2 separate regions of the Homo sapiens genome follow, and region 1 is linked to region 2. A link is an interaction called in ENCODE POLR2A ChIA-PET data of the cell type or tissue named here. Cell type or tissue: A673. All regions are shown on one strand.

What was found. Peaks named below come from ENCODE experiments on the same cell type or tissue, not always from the same donor. Only the 100,000 strongest peaks of a DNase experiment are listed, where the experiment ranks them.
Region 1: POLR2A ChIA-PET joins it to region 2 with 6 read pairs; 7 of 35 experiments call an interaction of 5 or more read pairs at or near these places.

Annotation. Positions count from the first base shown.
Region 1 is chr11:111,811,207-111,819,206 of GRCh38, forward strand. The region is part of intron 13 of ALG9 (ALG9 alpha-1,2-mannosyltransferase); the gene reads right to left. Among named protein-coding and RNA genes, the nearest start is that of PPP2R1B, 49 kb to the left of the region's middle. RefSeq lists an enhancer at 3,461-4,660. In A673, no CTCF peak of the experiment used is centred here; a DNase peak (open chromatin) is centred at 3,565; H3K27ac peaks cover 3,889 bases.
Region 2 is chr11:111,609,916-111,617,915 of GRCh38, forward strand. It overlaps SIK2 (salt inducible kinase 2), which reads left to right. Exons shown (of 15, transcript NM_015191.3): 2 at 6,328-6,444. Among named protein-coding and RNA genes, the nearest start is that of SIK2, 11 kb to the left of the region's middle. In A673, no CTCF peak of the experiment used is centred here; no DNase peak of the experiment used is centred here; H3K27ac peaks cover 1,092 bases.

The DNA.
Region 1 (8,000 bases), 200 kb after region 2:
GAATAAATATAATAAAAGATGAAAGTGCTCCATAAAAAAGTATAGAATCTTATTGGCTGGGCACGGTGGCTCACGCCTGTAATCCCAGCACTTTGGGAGGCCCAGGTGGACAGATCACCTGAGGTCAGGAGTTCAAGATCAGCCTGGCCAACATGGGGAAACCCCATCTCTACTAAAAATACAGAAATTAGCTGGGTGTGGTGGTACAGGCCTGTAATCCCAGCTACTTGGGAGGCTGAGGCAGGAGAATTGTTTGAACCTGGGAGGTGGAGGTTGCAGTGAGCCAAGATTACACCACTGCACTCCAGCCTGGGCAACAGAGTAAGACTCTGTCTCAAAAAAAAAAAAAAAAAAAGGATAGAATTTTATTGACAAATGCCCATCAACAGATAGATTCATGTGGTATATCCATACCATTAAAATGTGGTATATCCATACAATAGAACAGTACTCAGCCATAACAAGGAATGAAGGTCTGATACAGCCTATGCCACAGATAAACCTTAAAAATATTGCTGTGACTGAAAAAGGCCAGGCACCAAAGGCCACATATATACGATTCCATTTATATGAAATGTTCGTAATAGGCAAATCCTCCAAGACAGAAAACAGAGGTTACTATGAACTGGGGAGTGGCTGCTTAATGGATATTTAATGGGTATGGGTTTTTTTGGGGGGGAGGCATAATAAAAATCTTCTAAACTTGGATACTGGTGAGAGTTGTACATTATAAATGTACTAAAAGCCATTGAATTGTATGCTTTAAAATGATTAAAATTGTAAATTTTGTGTTGTGCATATTTTATAATTAAAAAACATTAAAATGGTGAATTTTATTTCAAATAATTTTTTTGATACACAATAAAGTAGACCTTATTAATGTAGTGATATATTTTATTCCTAGACAAAAACCTTACTATTATAAATATGTCAATTCTAAACAAATTGATTGATAAATTAAATATAATGTCAATCAAAATCCTAACAGACTTTTTTGAAACTCAACAAGCGGATTCTAAAATGTGTATGGAAAGGCAGAAAGACAAGAATAGCCAAGGCATTCTTAAAAAAGAAGAACAGGCTGGGCATGGTGGCTCACACCTGTAATCCTAGTACCTTGGGAGGCCAAAGTGGGAAGATAGCTTGAGGCCAAGAATTTGAGATAAGCCTAGGCAAGACAGTGAGACTCTGTTTCCACAAAAATTTAAAAATTAGCCGGGCATGGTGGTATGTACCAATAGTCCTAGCTACTCAGGAGATTGAGGCAGGAAAATTGCTTGAGCCCAGGAGGTCAAGACAGCAGTAAGCTATGATCATGCCACTGCATTCCAGCCTGGGTGACACAGCAAGACCTCATCACTAAAAAGAAAAACAACAACAACAAGGTGGGGGCTTAGTTACTGTAAAGCTATAGAAATTAATACAGTAGGCCATGTACAGTGGCTTACGCCTGTAATCCTAGCACTTTGGGAGGCCGAGGCAGGTGGATCGCCTGAGGTCAGGAGTTTGAGACCAGCCTGGCCAACATGGTGAAACCCCGTATCTACTAAAAATATAAAAATTAGCCAGGCATGGTGGTGGGCATCTGTAGTCCCAGCTACTCAGGAGGCTGAGGCAGGAAAATTCTTTGAACCCCGGAGGCAGTGGCTGCAGTGAGCCAAGATTGCACCACTGCACTCCAGCCTGGTGACAGAGCAAGACTCTGTCTCAAAAAAAAAAAAAAAAAAGAAATTAATACAGTGAGGAATAGATCAACAGACCAATGAAATAGAACAAAGAGCCTAGATCAGATGCAGGTACATGCAGACCCTTATTTACGACAGAAGCGACACCTCAAAGAAGCGACTGTCTTTTCACCAGCTGGTGTAGACAACTGGATATCCCTTAGGGGAAAAATGAAATTGAACTTTAACCTCACTCCACATGCAAAAATCAACTTTAGATGAATAGGCCTAAAAATGAAAAGATAAAGCTCTCGGAATATAATATAAAAGAATATCTTCAAGATCTTGGGTAAAAGAGTTTGTGGATAAAGCATTAATTATAAAAAAGAATGACGATACATTTGACTATATTAAAGTTTAGAATACCTTTTCACCAAAAGACACATTAAGGCCAGGAGCAGTGGCTCACGCCTGTAATCCCAGCACTTTTGGAGGCTGAGGTGGGAGGATCACTTGAGGCCAGGAGTTCAAGATCAGCCTGAGCAAAATAGTGAGATCCCATCTCTACAAAAAATAAAAAAATTAGCTGGGCATGGTGGTGCACACCTGTGGTCCTAACTACTTGGGAGGCTGGGGCAGGAAGACTGCTTGAGCCCAGGAGGTAGAGGTTGCAGTGAGTCAAAAAACATTAAGAATTAAAAAAACACAGAATGAGAGAAGATATATGTAATACATTTAACCATCAAGGATTCATATCTAGAATATATATAACTTCTGCTAATCAACAAGACAAAGACAAACCACCCAAAAGAAAAACGGGCAAGTGACTTAGGTACTTTATAAGAATAAACTGAAATGGCCACAACAAGTGAAAATGCGTTCAACCTCATTAGTAACCAGCAAATGCAAATGAAAACCACAATAAAAAAAATTACAGTATCAAGTGTTGGCCAGAATGTGGAACAACAATTATATATTACTAACAGGAAATTAAGTTGGTAAGAGTTCTTTAGAAAACTATTTGGCAAAATCTACTAAAATTGAACATATGTATTTCCTATGATCTAACAATTCTACCCCTAATTATTAGATTGAACCACATGAAATTATTATTTGATGTTTGAGCCACAAAAATGGTAATTCATATGGTTCAACCTAATGTATATCCAACAGAAATGCCTGCACCAAAAGAAAAGTTCAAGAATGTTCAAAGTGGTGTTATCTGTAGTAACCCAGATTGGAAACAAAAACACCCGTCAACAGTAAAATAATCAATAAATTGTGGTAAAGTCATACAATGAAATATTAATAAGAGAGAACAAACCACAGGCAATAACATGTGTGATTATTATAAACAAAATGTTGAGTGAAAAGATCAAGACACAAAAGGATAAATGCAGTGTGATTCAGGCAAAATGAACCTAAGTCATTTAGGGACACATGTAAAAGTCATAAATCTAAAGAGAAAAGCAAGAAAATCATTACCACAGGAGTCAGGAGACTCCCTCAGAACAGGGGTGTGGGTAGGTGATCAAAAGGAATTCTGGGGGAGCTCCTGGGTGCTGGCAATGTTCTATTATTTGACCTGGGTTACACAGACACTTGCTCTATTATTATTACTACTAATTTACTGTACAAATACTTTACACACATTTAGGCTTATAGATTATACATTACTAGAAGGTTTTTTAGAAGTGCATACAAAAACAAGTTGGTCATCTCTGGCTTACCGTGAACTCTGTTCTTCCCCAACCTCCACCTTACAGAAATGTTCTCATTCTCTCCCAGCATTATTTATATGTAAAAAAGACTTCAGTCTCACATCTGTCTCTACATATGGCCTATTCCTCCAGGGGAGAGAAAGCACACTGAGAATTGACGTCAGACCCAATTCCATTCCACATAACTCTCTAAAAATGATCCTTTGCATAAACACTTCAGGAAGTAGCCTTTTTGGTCTGAACACCCACTCTGTATCTCCCAAGGATTATAAGAACATGAAACAAGTTTTTAAAAGCTTTACAAGTGCCATGCCTCTGTAAGCAAACAGAACCAACAAGAGACAGAGACACTGAGGGTCTTATGCTTAGATTTCTTTTGGTTAGGGAGCCCTCAGTATGACATTTTAATACTTGACCTCAACGTGGCTTTTTCTGGCCAGGCACACTACAGGTCTGGTTATCTAGATTTGGTGTCGGGTACAAGGCCTACCAGGGATGTGGGTGGTAACTAATTAATATGCAACTGTATCAGTCAGATTAGGCTTCATTTATCATATCATCCCTAAGCAAATTCCATTTAAAGTAAAGGTCTTAGAAAGATATCAAGGCCCAATCTGAGCAACATAGTGACAGCTCGTCTCTACAAAAAAATTTTTTTTAAAAATTGGCTCAGTGTGGTGGCTCGCACTTGTAGTCCTAGCTACTTGGGAGTCTGAGGCGGGAGGATCGCTTGAGCCCAAGAGTTCGAGGCTACAGTGAGCTGATTGTGCCGCTGCACTCCAGCCCAGGAAACAGAGCAAGACCCTGTCTCTAAAACTAAAAAAAAGAAAGACACCGAAGCAAAATCATATTAATCAAGAGGATAATCCATTAGAAAAACTTTTAACCTCTTTTTCACCATCTCTGGGAAGCAGCTGATGAACAACTCAAACACACAAGGACAAAGGCCTCCAGCAGAAAATGATTAGGTATGATCAAGGGCAGGTTCTTCATTCAAGAACAACTAAGGTTATTAGAAAAGGAGTTCAAAGTCAGCCGGCCTAGATTCAGGCCTGGGTTCTACCACAGACTGGCTGAGTGACTCACAATCTTTTTTCTTATACCTCATTTTCTTCTTCTGATAATAAAGATAACATCACTTACCTCAAAGAGTTATAATGAGGATTAAATGAGATGATTCATTTAAATAAAACTGGTAAACTGTAAAGGACTATAAAAATAGCTGGAATATCAGAAGGAATCCTTGACCAGCTCTATGAAATGTGAGTATTTAGCTGGTAGAAACAATCCCTGGAATATTAGAGCCCATTAAAATAAATTATCCTTGTTTCAACCTAGGTTAGTGTCTATTATCAATTCAAGTTAAACCCAACATACAGGACAGAAGGATTACAATGTTAACCATTCACAGTCCCCAGTAAGCAATGAACTAGCAGTATCCACCAAATGATATCAAAATAAATCTTCTTGGTTTTAGGTTACATCTTCTTGCCTCTTCACAATTTAGTAGTTTTGATTAGTTGTTGGGCACTATGATTTTACACTTTTGAGTATTGAATTTGTTGAATGTATTTGAAGGGTGATACAATTTGTCCTGACAGGCAATAAAATTGCAGATCAAAAAGCAAAAAAGGAATCTTCTAGGCATCCTCAAAGCATTTATTAAGTATCTATTTGGTGAATCCTAGAGTATATAAAATTACATATAAGTCATAACATGTCCTTGTTCTTTTCTTTTGCTCACTGCAGCCTCAACCTCCTGGGTTCAAGTGATCTTCCCAAGTAGTTGGCACTACGGGCATGCGCCACCAGGCCTAGTTAATTTATTTTTATTTTTTGTAGAGACGGGGGTCTTGCTATGCTGCCTAGGCTGGTCTTGAACTTACGGCCTCAAGCAATCTTCCTACCTCAGCTTCCCAAAGTGCTAGGATAACAGGCATGAGCCACCATGTCCAGCTGGCCATTCTTTCTTTCTTTCTTTTGGAGACAGGGTCTCAATCTGTTGCCCAAGCTGGAGTGCAATGATGTGATCATAACTCACTGCAGCCTCAACCTCTCAAGCTCAAGTGATCTTCCCAGCTCAGCTTCCCAAGTAGCTGGGACCACAGGCATGTGCCACCATGCCTGGCTAATTTTTAAATTTTTTAAAATAGAGACAAGGTTTCACTAACTTTTCGAGGTCAGTCTTGAATTCCTGGTCTCCAGTGATTCCTCCCGCCTTGGCCTCCAAAAGTTCTGGGTTACAGGCATGAGCAACCACACCCAGCCCCAAGTCATTCTTAAACTTATAATTTAGGTAAGGAAATGACATTAGCATATATGAAATGCAGAAAGTGTTATTAAAAATTCAGAGTTCAGAGAGGATGAGATCACTGGAGGCTACAGTAGTTGAAAAGACTTCCTAAAGTTGGTAATAAAAGTTAAAGAGAAAACAGAGGGAAAAAGACATAAAGGAGCATGGTTGACAGGGGGAAGAGGAAGAATATCTACCTGTCCCAAAAGGTGTTTGTTGAGAAACAAAACGAGAGTGAGACAGTCTGAGGACTGATAATGGAGGATCCAAAGGAAGAGAATCTGGATTTTATGCATCAGGAATCTATTCTAGGTTTTTCAGCCAAGGAGTAAGATGATAAAAAACAGGGTCTTAGAAAGAGAGGCCTATACTAGCTATGCTGCGGAGGATGAGGCAAGAAAGTGTTGGAGGAAAAAGCTGAAGTAAGCACTCTAGTTACTACTGTAATATTCAGTTGTGAAGTGATAATGCCTTCTGATATTTCTTTCTTTCTAGACAGGGACTCACTCAGTCACCCGGGCTGGAGTGTAGTAGTGCAAATCACAACTCACTGCAGTCTGTGAGCCAAGATCACGCCACTGCACTCCAGGCTGGGAGACAGAGCGAGACTCTGACTCAAAAAAAAATAAAAAACAAAACTCACTGCAGTCTCGACCTCCCCAGGCTCAAGTGATCCTACTACCTCAGCCTCCTAAGTAGCTGGGACAACAGGTGCACACCACCACGCCTGGCTAATTTTTTTTGTATTTTGTAGAGTCAGGGTTTCACCATGTTGCCCAGGCTGGTCTCGAACTCCTGGGCTTAAGTGATCCACCTGCCTCTACATCACCTTCTGATATTTCTATGGCAGTGGGAATGAAGAAAGAAGAAAGGACAAATCTCACTTGTATTTCTTTTTTTTTTTTTTTTTTGAGACAGATTTTGCTCTGTCGCCCAGGCTGGAGTGCAGTGGTGCGGTCTCGGCTCACTGCAACCTCCACCTCGCAGGTTCAAGCGATTCTCCCCTGCCTCAGCCTCCTGAGTAGCTGGGATTACAGGGGCCCGCCACCACGGCTGGCTAATTTTTATATTTTTAATAGAGACGGGATTTCACCATGTTGATCAGGCTGGTCTCAAACTCCTGACCTCAGGTGATCCGCCCACTTCGGCCTCCCAAAGTGCTGGGATTTCAGGCGTGAGCCACCACACCTGGCCCTCACTTCTATTTCAAATGAAACCAGTGACACCAAGATTTCTAATTCAGTGAACTAAGGCTGCAGTAAAGAATAGGTTTGGGTGACATTGAGGAAAGATGATAACTTGTGTCTTACACCTAATGAGGTGGGAAGAAGCATGGGGTACTCAAGTACAGTCATGCGTCACTTAACGAGGGAGACAGGTTTTGAGAAATGTGTCTTAGATGATTTCATCATTATGTGAACATCATAGAGTGTATTTACACAGAGCTAGACAGTATAGCCTATGACACACCTAGGCTGTATGGTGTAGCCATAATAATCTTGTGGGACCACCATCAAACATGCAGTCTGCCCTAGATCAAAGTGTCACTGAGCAGCACACAACTGTAACTGAAAGAAGACCAATATGACTAAAATACTGAGTTAGAGAACTGTTTTCTGTTCCTACTCGTGGAACATTCCCTGTTGTCCCCTCATAAATTCCTACTCATCCTTCAGATTTCAGCTAAAAATGATTTCCTTAAGAAAGACTTCACTGACCTCTTAAACTAGGACAGGGCCTAAATTACATGCTCTTATAGCAACCAGTACTTCTCAAAACATTTTACAATTATATTCTATTAATTAATTGGGAAATTCATTGTAAGCTCCATAAAATCTGGGGCTGTGTCTATCTCATTCATTCTTCTATGCCAAAAACCTAGCACAGTACAAAACATACAGTAGGTCCTAAGTAAATGTCTACTTAACAAATACATGAAGAATGCATGAAAAAAAGGGAGAGGAAGTGAAGGAGGGAAGAAAAGGTAAAAGAGCAGAAGAGAGACAAAAAACAAACAGAGAGGGCCAAAGACCACAGATAAAGCTGAGAAGATGCCCGTAGCACTGGGCAGAAGAAAGAAGTGGAAGCAGCCAAGGATGAAGGGAACCAGAAGACAGGACATAGAAGAATCAAAGAAGTACACAGTTTTGAAAATCTGGGTGAAGAGTAGATTTCAAATGCTACAGAAACACTATGGGGATCTGAAGACTGAGAAAAGGCAACAGGAGGAATGGGTTCAATGGTTGTATCAAATAATTTTATCACAGTTTAGAATGCCATGTGGGGACAAGGAAAGAACTAATAGTCCAACCTCCTATTCTC
Region 2 (8,000 bases):
ATGTTACTTGGTACTTCAGAAGGACAGTGTAGAATTAGTATATTAGTAATAGGACTGGAGTAAATATTATCTAAGACAAGAAACACATGTTAATCCCTTGTAATTTGTTATTAGAAGAATAGCTCTTATTTGTAACTTCTTTATAAAATCTCCAAAAGCTACTTTTTTTGGCTTTAATCTGTGGATTTATAGAACCCAAAAGCAACTTTTGTATATGTGGTTTCTTTAAATGAGATTAGTATTTCTTTTATGAGAAGTTAATTTGTTTTTCTAAAATCAAAGAGACAGGATAGGCCAGGCATGGTAGCTCACGCCTGTAATCCCAGCACTTTGGGGGGCCGAGGCGGGTGGATTGCTTGAGGTGACGAGTTTGAGACCAGCCTGGCCAACATGGTGAAACCCCATCTCTACTAAAAATACAGAAATTAGCCTGGCGTGGTGGTGCATGCCTGTAATCCCAGCTACTTGGGAGGCTGAGGCAGGAGAATCACTTTGAACCCTGGAGGCAGAGGTTGCACTGAGCTGAGATCGCACCACTGCACTCCAGCAGTGACAGAGCAAGACTCTGTCTAAAAAAAAAAAAAAAAAGATAACAAACAGTTTGAAAAATGAAAAAATTCCATTTATTCATCAGTTTAACACTTTTTACATTTCTGCTCTTACATTTAATTCTTTGTCCTCCTGTATAAAATTTGTATTTTACATAGTTGTTACTTTCATAGTGTTTTTTAAAATTTCACATTGTTAGAAACATTTCTGTATATATGGTCTTCTTAATATTTAAATCATAAAATAATATAGCCATTTTCTAAAGAATTTTGAAAATGAGAAAATGAAAACTAATATATCTCAGAGAATTAGTATATGATAAATAACTGTCATTGTTCTGGGTTTTTTCTTATTAGAAAAATAATACATGTTCACTGAAGAAAAATTGCACAGAAAAGTACAAAGCAGTTTTTTGTCATCTTTTTCTACTCATACCTTATGCTGAGACTGCACTGATATCTCAGTTTTCTAATACTCTATTGATTATATGTACACATAAGGCTGGGTGAGGTGGCTCACACCAGTAATCCCATACTTTTTGGAGGCCAAGGCAAGAGGATTACTTGAGCCTAGGAGTTTGAGACCAGCCTGGGCAACATGGTGAAACCCACTCTCGACCAAATGTGTGTGTGTGTGTGTGTGTGTGTGTGTGTGCACACCTGTAGTCCCAGCTTCTTGGGAGGCTGAGGTGGGAGGATCATTTGAGCCTGGGAGGCAGAGGTTGCAGTGAGCTGAGATCGCGCCAGTGCACTCCAGCCCAGGCAACAGAGTGAGACCCTGTCTCAAAAAAAAAAAAAACTACACATAAATCTTTGTCCTCATTTCAGATTATTTCCTTCAAATAACTTCTCAGAAGAGTCCTTAAGCTACATGGAATGGATGATTTTTAAGGTTCATAATAAAGACTACTAAATTGCTTCCCAGAAAAATTATAATCTATTTTATATTCCTACTAACTATCTGAAACAAACATCTCACTGAACTTTAGCTGACCAGGTTATTTATTTTTTAATCTTTATAAATATAATAAGTGAAAATGGTATTTTGTTTTTAATTCATATTTCCCTGAGTATTTTGAAGTTGAATATTCAATGTTGCTACTTTATGTGGGATTTAGTTTGATAGTAATCATTCTAGTTTGTCCTAATGTTCTTCAGTTTATACAGGAAACCTTTATTCAGTCCTTTAGTAGAAGGAGTATTCATTTTTCTGTCATATAAATTTATTGAAAGTTTTTTTAAGATAATGTATATATAATGATTAGAGAGTTGAATAGATGAACACCACCAAAAAAGGGGATCTTTCCATTCGTGGAGTTCCTTTCTTGACCTACTTTCTTGTTACCATGCAGATTTTGTCTCTTATACTATGTTGAGAACTAAATAAGAGAAGGGATATAGAGAGGAAGTTCCCAGAAATCTAAGTTCATTCTAATCCTTAAAAGGAACTATTGGAACACAACCCTTTTGCAAATTAAGGACTTTCAGTGCACCTTTGGGGAAATCCCCAAATACTTTTTTTTTTGTTGGTAAAATGTGTTCATCTTCTTCTTACATACCTATTAAATTGTTGAGGGTAGGAATCAAATCTCATTCATTTTTATATCCCAGGCATAATTCCTGGCACACAACAGATGCTGTGTAATGTATTACTACAAGACCCTTTGAAATAGTGAAAAGATTAAAGTTGGAGTTAGAAGGCCTAGGGTTTTTCTTCCTTAATTCATTAGAGCTTTAAGACCTTTGTTGATTATGTGACATTATTTGAACCTCAGTTTCAACTCATGAGTGTACTGCTTGTTTCATTTACTTCACAGAATTGGGAAATAAATGAGATAAAATATGCTGAAGTATCTTTAAAAATGCTGTGCAGTTGTGAAAGTCATCACCATTGTTAGTATTATACATATTTCTGGGAAGTACTTGATAGAGAGCTCCATTGTTAAGAAATTACTTGGATGAGTTTGGCAGACTGCTAGCTGATCATTGAAAACTCTGCTGTTTCCTCTTCTTTCTGGGCCTACAGCTGGACTGTTTCTATGCCACCCTTGCATTTAGGTGTGGTCATATGCGGAGTTCTAACTAATGGAATGAACAGAAGTAATAGGCACCACTTCCAGCCCTGGCCCATAAAATCACCCATGAAGATCCCTCAGAGTTCTTTTTTCCTTCTGTCTAGCTGGAATGGAGACCGCCTTCAGGTTAACCTTGGAAGCCACACATTAAAGATATTAAAGCCTCTTTGAATTTCAAAAGTCTGCATTCATCTAGTTCTGCTACGTGAGCAAGAAATAAACTTCTGTTGAGTTTGAATCATAAGTTTTGGGGTGTATTTGGTAAAGCAGTTAGAGTTCCCATGTTACAAGGAACATGTTAACTCATGCTCTGCTTTTTCTTTAGAGAAGCATAATCCTCTCCTGTAATAGCCTTAGAAACAAGGGATAGCAATGGGATATATATATATATATATATATATATATATATTTATGATCATAGGATCATAGATGGATAAAGTCTGTGACCCAAGATAAAATTGAAGGGAGAATTATATCATTTGAGTTATTTTGTTAAGAAATGTTAAATGAGATTTATAATTTTTATTAAAATTTAATTAGATAACATTTTAAACTTTTTAATATATGTCATATATTTTTCACTTTTTCATTGTTGAGGCCAACATTCCAAAAGGGTATAAAAAAGGAGCTTTCTCTGGGTAATACCTTGCTTTAATTGATATTTAATATCTAAACTCTTTCATCCCATTAAATATGACACTCAAGATATTTACATTATAAAATTGTCTCATGATAGGAATCATGCTGGGTTTTTAAAAACCATAATCCCTTCTTTCCATCTTCTTCTATTAGATGGTTGTGACCCATCTCATTATAAAAGCTTTTTCCTGGGGGCAGGGGGTGCTGATATATAGACTCACTCCTGAAATTGTAGGGTAAGACATTTTCTTCAAAATATGCATGTCCGTGAAACTTGATGTGATCTTCCTAAGGAATATTGAGGATATTCAATTATACACTTATCCTTTTATCTGGCAGCTGTTACCCAAAGTTACCCAAAATAATGGATAATAATGGATTGTATCATACTCTTCATTGAGGGGGGTTTCTTTAAATGTATTTAGGTTTGAGGTGGTCCAATAATATTTCTAATAGCGAGTATATAATATTAATCGTTCTACTTGCCTAGCAGTCAAAGTTTTACTTTCTAGAATATTTTCATTACGGTAATAATTAAAACACCACCAAACATAATGAAAAGAGCTATCACAGAACCTATGTACTTTACTCCCTAGAAAAGAAGCTTTTATTCTTAGGCGATAAATTTAATTTTATACATTATGTTTAGTAATCGGATTTCCCCTGGGAAGCTTGCAGAGTTCTACAATTAATTCAAATCAGGAAACAACCTGTGGACAGCAAGTTAGAAATAGAGAAAGGTGAGAAGTAAAACTTACAGTAGAGCTTTAGGACATAACAGCAAAGGATAGAGCAGCCATAAAGAAAGAAGAAAAACATTACATTTGACCCTTGAACAAGGCAGAGGTTAGGGGAACTGACCCCCCTCGGGGGTCAGTTGAAAGTATAACTTTTTGACTCTCCCCCCATTTTTTTTTTTTTTTTGACAGAGTCTCGCTCTGTCGCCCAGACTGGAGCGCAGTGGCACGATCTTGGCTCATTGCAACCTCTGCCTCCCAGGTTCAAGCGATTCTCCTGCCTCAGTCTCCCAGGTCAACCTGGGATTACAGGCACCCACCACCATGCCTAGCTAATTTTTATGTTTTTAGTAGAGACAGCGTTTCACCATGTTGGCCAGGCTGGTCTGAAACTCCTGACCTCAAATGATCAGCCTGCCTCGGCCTTCCAAAGTGTTGGGATTACAGGCATGAGCCACAGCGCCCAGCCTGACTCCCCCAAAATTTAACTAATAGCCTACTGTTCACTGGAAGCCTTACCAATAACAGAAACAGTCCATTAACACATATTTTGTATGTTACATGCATTATATACTTTATTCTTATAATAAAGTAAACTAGGGAAAAGAAAATGTTAAGAAAATAACAAGGAAAATACATTTATTACTCATTAAGTGAAGTGGATCATAAAGGTCTCCATCCTCATTATCTTCACATTGAGTGGGCTGAGGAGGAGGAGAAAGAAGAGAAGTTGGTCTTGCTGTCTTAGTGGTGGAAGAAAATTTGTGTATCAGTGAACCCACACAGTTAAATCCCATGTTGTTCAGGGTTAACTGTAATTGTATGAACAGGAGACTGTGGGAATTATGTGAAATGGCAAGCTGAGTCCTATTTTATTGGATAGCTTTTGGAAGCATTGAGCTGTCATAGCATGTGCAATTGCTGATATTAAAAGTTATCCTCGGCTGGGCACAGTGGCTCACGCCTGAAATCCCAGCACTTTGGGAGGTCGAGGTGGGCGGATCACCTGAAGTGAGGAGTTCAAGACCAGCCTGGCCAACGTGGTGAAACCCCATCTCTACCAAAAATACAAAAATTAGCCAGACGTGGTGGCACACACCTGTAATCCCAGCTACTTGGGAAGCTGAGGCAGGAGAATCACTTGAACCCAGGAGGCGGAGGTTGCAGTGAGCCAAGATCGTGCCACTGCACTGTAGCCTAGGCCACAGAGGGAGACTCTGTATCAAATAAATAAATAAATAAAAGTTTTCCTGAGGCCAGGCATGGTGGCTCACACCTGTAATCCCAGCACTTTGGGAGGCTGAAAAGGGAGGATTGCTTGAGGCCAGGAATTCAAGGCCAGCCTGGTCAACATAATGAGACCCCATCTGCATTAAAAAAAAAAAAAAAAGAAGAAAAGTTACCCTGAAACAATAACATAAGGCTAAATTATGTTTAGAATACCCTTTGATATAACTTGAAGTACATTTTAGAGTTTTTTCAAAACTGATAATTAAATTGGGGTGATTCCCAATTATCTGAAAAATTTATTTAAATCAGAATGCTTTATTTTCCAACCAAATATCTACTAATTTTAATAAATTAGTTCTTTTTAATTGCATGAAAAAAATGTGTGTAATCATTGATTTCTGCCTACCTAGTCATTCACCTTCATATGTAATCCCTTCAAATTATTAACCTTGGAATTGTTTGGGCTCCTCTCTAGTTATAACAGAATGAAGTCACAGTTTCTGAAATAAAATTCCTTTTACAAAGTTAAATTTTAGTGCAGTTACTAACATTTTAGTTTTTGCACTTCAATTTTTAAAAGAAAGTCCAATTGTATTTTCTCATGTAATGAGTTTTAATATTTTATATTCAGCTTTTTGTCTGTATTCTTTGAAACTTATCACTTGCTTTTCTAGGAAAATAGTATTTCAGTGCAACAGAAGCTATCTTCCGAACTGTCTTCTACTTTGCTGATCATTTGTTTATAGGTACTTCACAGCAGGATAACTAGTTGATATAGCTACTAATTTAATCAAATAAAGATTTTATTTTTTCAGTTTGTACAGGAGAAAAAAGACATTACCATTGTACTGAAAGAGAAACATGTTTTCAAATTATTCTTCATAGCACACTAAAGACACTGCCAAACAACATCTACTGCCTTACACATGGTATTAGTTTAAGAAATATTTGTTGAATGAATGAACATTGAATTTAAACTGCTATCATCAGTGTCAGGAACCTACAGGTGAAGTCTCATGTCATTTATTGACAGGATTCTTAACTAGAAAATGTTAACTATTGTATACTAATTGTATTTATTTGTGTTCTGGGATGCAGGTGGCAATAAAAATAATCGATAAGTCTCAGCTGGATGCAGTGAACCTTGAGAAAATCTACCGAGAAGTACAAATAATGAAAATGTTAGACCACCCTCACATAATCAAACTTTATCAGGTATGACTCAGCCTAACACTATCTCCATTCATTCCACAAGATAGTTCTCTATTTCGTATCATGATTTTTCTTCTTATATTTGTTTTTCTAATCAATGAAAGAAAATAAATGTATGCTATTTGTTACTAAGTACACCATTTTTCTATATTGTCTTTAAACTTAAAAATCAGAAATCTTAAGTCATCTCTCAGACTGCAAGTTGTTTTAAAAGTTTGCAGTGTGGGCTCACACTTGTAATCCCAACAGTTTGGGAGGCTGAGCAGGGAAGATTACTTGAGTCCAGCCTGGGCAACATGGTGAAACCCCATCTCTACCAAAAAATATATATATACAAATATTAGCCTGGTGTGGTGGTGCACATCTGTAGTCCCAGCTACTTGGGAGGTTGAGGCAGGAGGATTGCTTGAGGTTGCAGTGAGCTATATCATACCACTACACTTTAGCCTGGGTGACAAAGTGAGACACTGTCTCTTAAAAAAAAAAAGAAGTTTACAATGTATGATACGCTGCTTTTTAACTGCAGAGTTTTGGTGCTACTGCCTAATAAGGATGTGGCAGTTTTGCTCATTTAAAAAGGATACTGTATGTTTTATGAAAATACAACCACTAAACTAGTATATTATTCAGTGACATACTTTGTCATACATAGGACTGTATTTATTTAATTATTTGGCTTATTTTAGTAGATAAAATAAATTTGCTTTTTTTAAAAAATCAACTTTGTTATAATAATTTTTGTAAAATAAATTGAACTCATTTTAAGTGTAAGCCATGGGGTTTTTTGTCATTGTTTTTCATTGTTTTTTATAGCTTTAGGGGGTACAGGTGCAATTTTGTTACCTGGCTATATTGCATAGTGGTGAAGTCTGGGCTTTTAGTGCACCCACCAACCAGCCATGGTTTTTAAAAGGAGTGTTTTTCTCAAATTTTTAACGAGTAATTCATGTTTAAGAAGGATAATATAGTACAAAATATTGAAAACAATTATTTCTTAACATGTAGAATTTTTCTGTTGAAAAGCTCTTTTTAAACTGAAATGTTCCATTATCCTGGCCCATGACTTTGATCTCCAGAGTGTGATGTGTATGCCCATGGTATGCTGGACTCCGCCTGTACCGGCTCGTTGAGAGCTGGTTGTTAAACTTTCAGAAGCTTTGCAAGCCAATTAACATGATGTTAGTAGCTCAAAATCTGCATTGGTAGGAAGATTTACATCACAGAAACTGGCTTACAAATCAGGACCTTTTTATTTTTTGTCAGAAAGCTGGTTTACTGGCACACCAGTATGTGCATTCAAATAGATTAGCACAAATGTGCTTGGGAGTATAAGAAGAAAATATCAGAACCTCTAGTTATGTTTATTTTTTATATTTGTTTTGTTGTGTATATTTTATAATGTACATAATATTTATACAATGGCACATGTATGCAATGTGTGTTTATATATACGTCACCATATGTGCCATGTGTGTTTGTGTATGTGTGTGTGTGTATATATATATACACACACACACACACACATATATTTGGCAACTTTATTTTTAATGGATTCCCAT